2 separate regions of the Mus musculus genome follow, and region 1 is linked to region 2. Evidence: chromatin loops called from intact Hi-C (ENCODE). Cell type or tissue: left cerebral cortex. All regions are shown on one strand. Links, peaks and the distances in the headings refer to the core of each region. The heading gives the core; the rest is flanking DNA.

Region 1 (4,392 bases), core at 200-4,199, 52 kb after region 2:
GATTTGTGTATGTCTAGCTTTGAACTTGAGAGAGACACCAGAAAAAAAAAAAAAAAAAAAACAGCTCTCAGAATGGGCAGTGCTCCTGACCCAACAGGACTCTGCAGGAGAGAGCACATGTGTGCCAGTCTTGTTTGTACCAGGGAGTGAGAAAGGCAGGGCAGGGCATCGGCTGCAGCCACTGTGGAGCCTGTCTCTGTTCTCTGAGGAAGCATTCACTGCGGGCTTCCAGCTGAAAATCTGGGTTTTTTTTTTTATCGTTTTAAAGATTTATTTTATGTATATGAATACACTGTTGCTGTCTTCAGACACACCAGAAGAGGGCATTGGGTCATTGAGTTCTATTACAGAATTGAACTCAGGACCTCTGGAAGAGTGTCAGTGCACCGGAACATCTCTTCAGCCCCCTGCTAGAAATCTTTTTTTTTTTTAATTAGGTATGTTCTTTATTTACATTTCAAATGTTATCCCCCTTCCTAGTTTCCCCTCTAAAAATCCCCTATCCCCTCCCACCTCCCCCTGCTCCCCAACCCACTCCCATTCCTGGTCCTGGCCTTCCCCTATACTGGTGCATAGAACCTTCACAGGACCCAGGGCCTCTCCTCCCATTGGTGACCGACTAGGCCATCCTCTGCTACATATATAGCTAGAGCCACAAGTTCCGCCATGTGTTTTCTTTGATTGGTGGTATAGTTCCAAGGAGCTCTGAGGGTACTGGTTCCTGCTGGAAATCTTAAGACTATACTTACCTCTATCAGTAAGTGGGTCACAGGATGGAAAGGTAGACTAAACCTCACATTGGCATCCCTGGGTCTGAGGGATCCTTTTGTAGTACTATGGAGCGAGTCTAGGGCAAGCCTTCTACTGATGAGCTATGTTGCCATCCACTAAAGCCTACTTTCAAATAGCATTATCTTATTCCATTTTATGCTCTTGTAATGGATACTATCCTGGATGATCATAATGAACAGAAATTGATTTGGTTCATGATTCTGAAGGCTGGGAAGTCCAAGATTGAGTGGCCATATCTAGCGAGGGCTTTTTTTCTTACATCATTTCCTGACAAGAAGTGGAAGATAGAAAGCAAGACAGGAAAGACAAGGTGTGTGTGTGTTTGTATTCCAATATTCCAGTGAGAGAGGCTAGATCTGAATTTATCTTTTTGTATAGAATCCACTCAATTGAGAACAATTAAGCTTTATGGCTTAAGCACCCCTTTAAGGTTCTACCTCTCAACACTATTGGAGTCATGTTTCCAAGACATGGGTCTGGAGGAAAAATCTCAGTGGATAAAGGCACTTCCACCTAAGTCTGATAGTTTGTGCTCCATCCCTGGAACTCACACAGCAGAAGGGGAAATGCACCCACAGAGTTGACCTCTGGTGTTTACATGTGTGCCACAGTGTGCCTATACACACAAACACAATAAATTAAAATGTTATTAAAAACAAAACAAAACAAAACAAAACACCAAAACGCTGTTTCCAATACAGGAAAGACACATACAAACCATAGGAGGCAAGGCTCACAAAGACTTGAGACTCACCTTCAAGAGTCAGTGAGTGCCCTAAGATCTAGAGCTCTGGGGCCTCAGACTTCTCATCTAAATTCCCGATTGTAAAGAGATGGTAGTCCTTGAAAGCCAGCCACTCTTTGAGTCTCAAGGTGGTAGTAGCAAGGTGACCCTGTCTTTCCCTGACTGTATCTGTCTCTTGGAATCTTCTGCTGGCCTTTATTTTTATGGCTTTCTGGAGCAGCCTAACATGCGAGAACAAGGAGCAAGCACAACTTGGAGACCAGGACCTGGGTGCCTGCGTCTTCAGGGCCAGGAAAAACACATAACCCCTTGTTACTTCAGTTTCCAAGCCCCAGATATTATAAAGTATATACATGTGAATAATTTATAATTATAAGGCGCTCAGCTTTATGTCAGGAATCCCAGGGCCAACTCCCTACTAACCTGTGAGGGTCCAGAGGCAAGTTTCTTAACCTATTCTGCTCCTGCACATCACTGGTTCTCAACCTTTCTAACCCTCGTGTTGTCAAAGGGATTACCACCCACAGGCTGAGAACTGAAGCTCTGTGTGTACATCTCCCTCATGTGGTTGCTCTGAGGCCTAGACATTCCAGAGAGGGTCTGATAATAGTGTTTGTCACAGAGCATGTAATTGCCAACTTGTGGGTTTTTTGGTTTGTTTGCTTTGTTTTGTTTTGTTTTTTTTCCAGACAGGGTTTCTCCGGATAGCCCTGGTTGTCCTAGAGTTCACTCTGTAGACCAGGTTGACCTAGAATTCTTAGAGATCCGCCTGCCTCTGCATCCGAAGGACTGAGATTAAAAGCATGTGCCACCGCACGCCTGGCTAACATAATTTTTTAAAGATTTATTTTATATTATGTGTATGGACTGTTTCACCCACATTGTGTATATGCAGTGCTCTTGGTGGTAAGAAGGGGGACATGGAATTCCCTGGAATTGAAGTTACCATAATTATGAGCTGCTGTGTAGTGGCTGGTAATAAAAACCCAGTCTTCTGCGAGAACAGCTAAGGCTTTTAGCTGCTAACCCATCTCTTCAGCCTTAAATTTCTTATATTTGATTGTGGTAAAATACACATATAGAAATGTACTATTGTGCTAGCACCAGCACCATCCACCTCCAGAACATACTGATGTCACAAATCTGAAGCCACGGAGTGTTTAGTCACCTTTCTTTCTGGCTGGACAACTCCCATGCTACTGTCTGTTTCTAGAAACCTGATGACTCTGTATGTGTCTCATACTAGATATGCCGGCCCTTTGTGCTTTTCTTCTTCTTTATTAGGCTTTGTGGTTCTGAGGATCAAGCAAGCACTCTTACCATTGAGATACACGCCCCAGCAGTTATCCCTTTCTGTGTGGCTTACTTCAGGTTGTATAATGAGCTCAAGGTTCTTCCATGTAGTAGCAGGTGCCAGAATCTCCTTCCTTCCTAAGATAAGGTGGCCTGACTGAGTGGGAGCCCCAGACACTCAGCCGACAGGTTTTCTAGAGGTCAGTCAAGTGAGAACATTTTACTGAGTTAAGTTCTGCCCTCCCACACCCCCTTCCATTGCGGTTTTCCTGGCTTCTATAAAGGCTTCTCTCCACTCCATTCTGCGTCCCTAACTTTGGCTTAGTGATGCCTCTACCTTCTGATCCCCCTGCATCCCCCAGATTGGCTTCTTGGATGCTTTTGCTCCCTATTCTATTCTTTTGACTCACCCACACCCTGGGCTTTGACTTAGCTGCTTTCAGGAAGCCCTCATACTTCGCTGTGCTCACTCCAAGAGCCTAAGTCACTCTGCTCATGTCTAGCCTTTGCTGAGCTGTACTGTAGTTATTTGCTTCTCTTTTTCTTTCTCTAAAAATATCTTTGTCTACCTCATTCTGTTGTGCTCCCTGGTGGCCTCCCCACACAGTGGGACATCAATAATTGTTGGATTGACGACTGCCCTGCTACTTGCCTATCAAAGAGTGGGTTTCTGGATAAAACTACATACAATTATCATTAGAATCAGTGAGATTGATTGTCGATTGTTTTGGACTGGTATTACAAATAAGACCCTTTGAGCAGATGCTGAACATCACTTGTGGAATTCATTCATGTTTCACAGATGATTCAAACATCCCACATATCCCCCGTTCTTTTAGGTGCTGTGTTTGGTTAATATTCATCCCATTCCAGTGGAGGAGAGGCGGTGGTCACCGTTCTCAAGGGCATCTTTGTGTCTCTCCAGCATTCAGTAGAGTGCCGGGTGCACAGATGCCTTCAGTAAATGTTTGCCGGGCGAAGCCAATGAATGGACATTTTGTCACTGGATCTGTTCATTTATTCTCTGGCTTGTCCCCCGGCTCTCCTTGAAATACAGCTGCTTTCATTGGCTTCGCCTTTATTTACTGGGTGGACGTGCTTGTTTTCATCACCAGGAAGAGAAAGCGAGCCCAGAAATAGCCTCGCCGCAGCAGCCATAGTTCAGCAAAGGAGCCTCTTTTGTGCCAAGAACGGACCCGCCCACAACTTGGTGGAGGTGTCGAGTCCCCGGTGCTCAAAGGGCCCTCTGTGGGGAATCAGAGGGACAGTCGGATGACAGGATTACACACAGGCTGCGAGTCGCCAATGTGAGAAGAGCGCTTTAATCATTTTAGGAATAACCTGAACTAAACCGAGTCCATCTGCCCCTCCTCCCCAGGCAGGGATTCATGGTGGATCTGCTTCGGCATCGCAAGCTGAGGGGATGGGGGAAGGGAGGGGAGGAGCGTGAGCTTTTGTTCTGCCTCCTCCCAGGACTGGCTATCTCCATCTCTAGCACAAAGCTCTGAAGTCAGGCTGAGGTTCCTGAGAAAATAACAGATTTACCTAGGGGACAGGATGAC
Region 2 (4,392 bases), core at 303-4,302:
GACCGTGACACAACAGATTCAGAGATTTCAATCTTTTTTTTTTTTTTTTTTTGGTATTTCGAGACAGGGTTTCTCTGTATAGCTCTGGCTGTCCTGGAACTCACTTTGTAGACCAGGCTGGCCTCGAACTCAGAAATCCGCCTGCCTCTGCCTCCCGAGTGCTGGGATTAAAGGCGTGCGCCACCACGCCCAGCTCAATCATCTTTTTAGTGCATCTCTTATAAATATGAATAGGCATGGGTCAGTAAGATTGCTCACCAAGTACGGGTACCTTTACCACCAAACCTGGCCAATGGAATTCAATCCCTCAGATCCCACATGATAGGAGAAGAGAACCAACTTCTGCAAGTTGTTCTCTCACCTCAACATGTGGCTATGGCACATGCAACTCTCTCCATAAATAAATAAATAAATAAATAAATAAATAAATAAATAAATTTTAAAAGCTTTTCTAAGAACTGGAGAAATTATGTAGCATTTAGCTTTTCTTGCTCTTTGAGAGGACCAGAGCCCAATTCTTGGTAGCTACATAGTGACTTTCAACTAGAGCTCTGCTTCCAGAGGATCTGATGTCTTCTGGCCTCTGTGGGTACCAGGCAGTCGTGTGATACACATGCATGCATGCATGCAGACAAAAAATACACATAAAATATTTTTTAAAATGTTTTTTAATGAGCATTCATAGGGCTGGAGAGATGGCTTATAGGTTAAAAGCCCTGATTGCTCTTAGGTTAGAGTTGGTCCTCAGGACTCAGCTCATAACTACCTGTAACTCTAGATTCAGGATATCTGAAACCTCTGGCTCCTTGGGGATCTTCACTCATATGCACATACTGACACACACATACACATACATGTGATCAAAAATAAAAGTGGATCTCAAAAAATGGAGAGGCAACTAAACCTTACTTACTCTACCAGGAGGCCCAAGTAAACACAGAGAAAGGAGATATACAGATATCATGTAAGGAGAAGAAAAATAGTTAAAAACCTCATAAGTATCTTTAGACCAAACAGTGAGTCCATGAAATAAGAGTAGAAAATTGGCTTGGTGTGGGGGCTCACACTTGTAATCTCAGTTCTGAGAGAGCTGAGGCAGAAGGATTACCGTGAATTCAAGGTAAGTCTGAGCTACATAATGAATTCTAAGACCGCCTAAGCTATAGAGGGAGACTCTGCCTCAAATAATAATAATAATAAAACTAAAATCTAAAGAATTTTTTAAAAAGATCTTGGGAACCACAAAATGTATTAACATCAACTAAACTCAATGGAGAAACTGAAAGAAAAGTGAGACAAGTCTTGTAGAAAGTGGAGTAAGAAGAACAGAGGATGGGAAGCAGGAGAGAAGCAGTAAGAATCACCTGAAAGGTTCAACACCAGACTGATAGGAAGAGATGAGCAGAGAGGAACTGGGGGAAAAAACTGAGGGAAACACGATCATGTAACAACTACCTGAAGAAAATAACTGAAAACAGGCTTTCAGATACAATTCTCCATGGGGTGGGGTGGTCTGTCATGGGGGCATCTATCACATCTTACAATCTAAGTACAGAGTGTAGTTTCTTTGAAATTAATTTTCTCAAGCCAGTTCCTTGCAGGGAAAGACAAAGATCTACACACAAAGAGTGGTGCAAACTAGAAGAAAGAGGGCTGAGGAAGTCAAGAACTGAATTGTGCAGCCCCTGTTGTGATATTTGCTATCCTAGGGAACTTTTCATAGATGCCCCGCATTGAGGCCTACAGTCCCTCTACTCCCTTTCCTCTGATCAGTCTTGGCCATCAAGGTGACAAAGGCCAGTCATCTCCTCTTTATCTGAAGACAACACTTCAGGTATACCCACTAGCTCCAGCTACCCACAGCTGGTGAAATGATAGCCTCATAGCCTGGAAGCAGAAGTCTGGTAGTCTAAACAACACCTGCTTTGCTCGTTAAACAACCGACCTGAAATTTTTAAGTCTTTTGCAGTGCATGTTGACTAAGAGCTCCTCCTTGTGAGACATGGTTCCCTGGCTGGGAGCTAAATTTGGGAGTGGCAGGGGTAGTCCAGCATTATCTGTACGTGGAGTCTGAATTCTCCTGTTAGCGCAGTGGTATTAAAAGTCTCGTTGCTCTTCCACAGACAGGTGGCTCCTGCTGTTTGTTGACTCCACATCCATTTCACTTGAGTCTGAATACAAGTAGAGGAAAATGAGTGACCTAACGAGAAACTTCAGCATACATCCCCACTATGTAGCTATGCTTATTCAAACAGAAAACAATAACTATATTTTTCAGAAGTGGTTAGACACATTTGCATCTCTAGTGATGTTTTGGTTTACAAACGATTGATAATCTAACACTGCACCATGAAACTTAAGTTTTTACTATCATGAAAGTTACAAAGATGAAGTTCTCACTACCAACCTATTTTCTTATCACATCCTGATTATTCAGCTGGTGCCTGTTAAGTGCAGCAAGCTGGCTGTGTGGGTGGGAGACAAGAGATGAAAGCCATGCCAAGTGTTTGCTAGGCTCAGTACCGGTTTTGATGCGAGAGAGAGAGAGAGAGAGAGAGAGAGAGAGAGAGAGAGAGAGAGAGAGAGAGAGAGAGAGAGAGAGAGAGAGAGAGAGAGAGAGAGAGAGAAAGGGGGAGGGGGAGGGGGATGGGGAAGGGGAAGGGGAGGGGGAAGGGGAAAGAGGGGGAGTGGGAGCGAGTAGAATATAACCTGTCTCCTTATGTGTGAAAAAAATTGGCTCAGAAGCGTTAAAGGAATGTTCCTCCCCACCCCTAGCATCACACAATACCAGAAAGAAAGGAAGAAAAAAATCAAAACAAAACAAAACAAAAACCAGTAATTGCATCTCCTGATGCTGATAGAGCTTTTTCTAGTTTCACATCCAAGCTGTTTCCTAGGCAACCAGCACCCAGCCTCCAGGACTGTCTGTCTGAACTCAGAAGAAGGGGGAATGCAGCCAATGTCTACTCACCCCCTCATTTCCTGCCTTAGTGATGATGCCACAGTCCTTTGTTGGGGTGTGAATGTGGCGAAAACAGAAAGCCCAGAAGCCTGATCGTGGGATTCCATTGCAAATGAGCTCTTTCCACTCACTGAAGGTCCAGATCCATTGAGAACCTTGCTTGTGAGAGCACTGAGCTCACTTCTATTTTTATTCACACCCTGGTTTTCCTTTTCTCTCCTTATTTTTGTGGGGGACCAAGAAGGAGTCCTCTTTATTCACATGACGTGGAACCCTTTGAAACCCATAAGAAAAGAAAGAGCACCCTCCACACCCATCACCCTGCCCATGGGAAAAGGCTCTGAAGTGTCCTTTCCAGTTCCCAGAGCAGGATGGGAACAGGGCTAACACGTCTCTGTGTCACATATCCTGTTTGGCCTTGTACCAGGTCTTTGCTTACTGTGCACTTCCTTAGTCAATCTGGGTCTCTGGAACTTAAGGAATTTGCCCTCCAGGTGTGTCGGAGGAAGAGGTAGCAGCCATCCATGCCATGACCACCTTCGCCTTTCTGCCTTCATTTATCCAAAGCATTTCCCTAGCTCACTACAGAGAACCAGAGACACACTTGCCCTCCTGATACCTACGTGAATGAAATTCAAACTTCTGCACATTGCTAAAATCCTTCACCCCTGGTAATATTCATAGGACCCATCTGGGAACCAGCATTACATCTTCACTTACCATTTCAGATATCAACTACTAGCTGCAGAGCAGCCACAGGTCATGGTCAAGAGGCAGGAACCTCACTGTGGTCCTGGCCCATTGGGATAGGGAGCAGTAAGCTCGGATCTGAGGTATGGAAAGCCATCTTCTGCCAGGACCTGGAGCTAGTCGGTGGAACTGACTGGCAAATTCTCCAGACTTGACATGGTATGCAGGCAGGCTTTGTGCTCTGGAAAGGGCAGTGCATGCAAGAATATACCAGTCAGAGAACACTCTGGTAGGCAGGCAGATGGGGAAAGAGGCCACGCATAAACAGGGTGGCATTCTTCTGGCTCCTTTGTCACCCAGGACAAAGAGTTGGCAGGCTTCCTCCTTTCCTTGGTGAACTCCCTCTGGCTGCCCTGCCCTGATGCATCCTAGCCAGGCGTTGACCCTGGATGCTGTAAGCCAGTCAGCTCACTTTCTTTGTCTAATTTGACCAGTTAAAGATGAGGAGACAGAGATCTACTCTATCATAAACATTTATAAGAGCTGAGCTCTCCTGGGGATAGTGGTACAAATTTCAGTTTTTGGCTCTTCCTACTTGTAAGGAGTTAGTTTGTCGTGTGTGTGTGTGTGTGTGTGTGTGTGTGTGTGTGTGTGTGTGTATGTGTGTGTGTGTTGGGGGTGGTATTCTTGTACACACTTTTACTTTTAATAAAAGTTGCTATGTCTTATTTCCTGTGTTT

What was found. A loop is a pair of places that touch in the nucleus more often than their neighbours do. Peaks named below come from ENCODE experiments on the same cell type or tissue, not always from the same donor. Only the 100,000 strongest peaks of a DNase experiment are listed, where the experiment ranks them.
Region 1: it touches region 2 in a loop (3-fold over the local background); 5 of 42 quality-filtered maps call a loop at or near these places.

Annotation. Positions count from the first base shown.
Region 1 is chr13:34,145,058-34,149,449 of GRCm38, forward strand. Gm36549 (a long non-coding RNA gene) reads right to left here. Exons shown (of 2, transcript XR_382179.3): 2 at 3,375-4,076. Among named protein-coding and RNA genes, the nearest start is that of Gm36549, 3.8 kb to the right of the region's middle. RefSeq lists an enhancer at 2,871-4,392. In left cerebral cortex, for the core only: CTCF peaks have their summits at 326 (motif pointing right), 2,107 and 4,075; DNase peaks (open chromatin) are centred at 2,050, 3,362 and 3,965; H3K4me3 peaks cover 699 bases; H3K27ac peaks cover 1,030 bases.
Region 2 is chr13:34,093,285-34,097,676 of GRCm38, forward strand. It overlaps 4930447K03Rik (RIKEN cDNA 4930447K03 gene), which reads right to left. Exons shown (of 5, transcript NR_046184.1): 3 at 1,946-2,171. Among named protein-coding and RNA genes, the nearest start is that of Tubb2a, 17 kb to the left of the region's middle. In left cerebral cortex, for the core only: no CTCF peak of the experiment used is centred there; DNase peaks (open chromatin) are centred at 2,135, 2,466, 2,978 and 3,948; H3K27ac peaks cover 1,756 bases.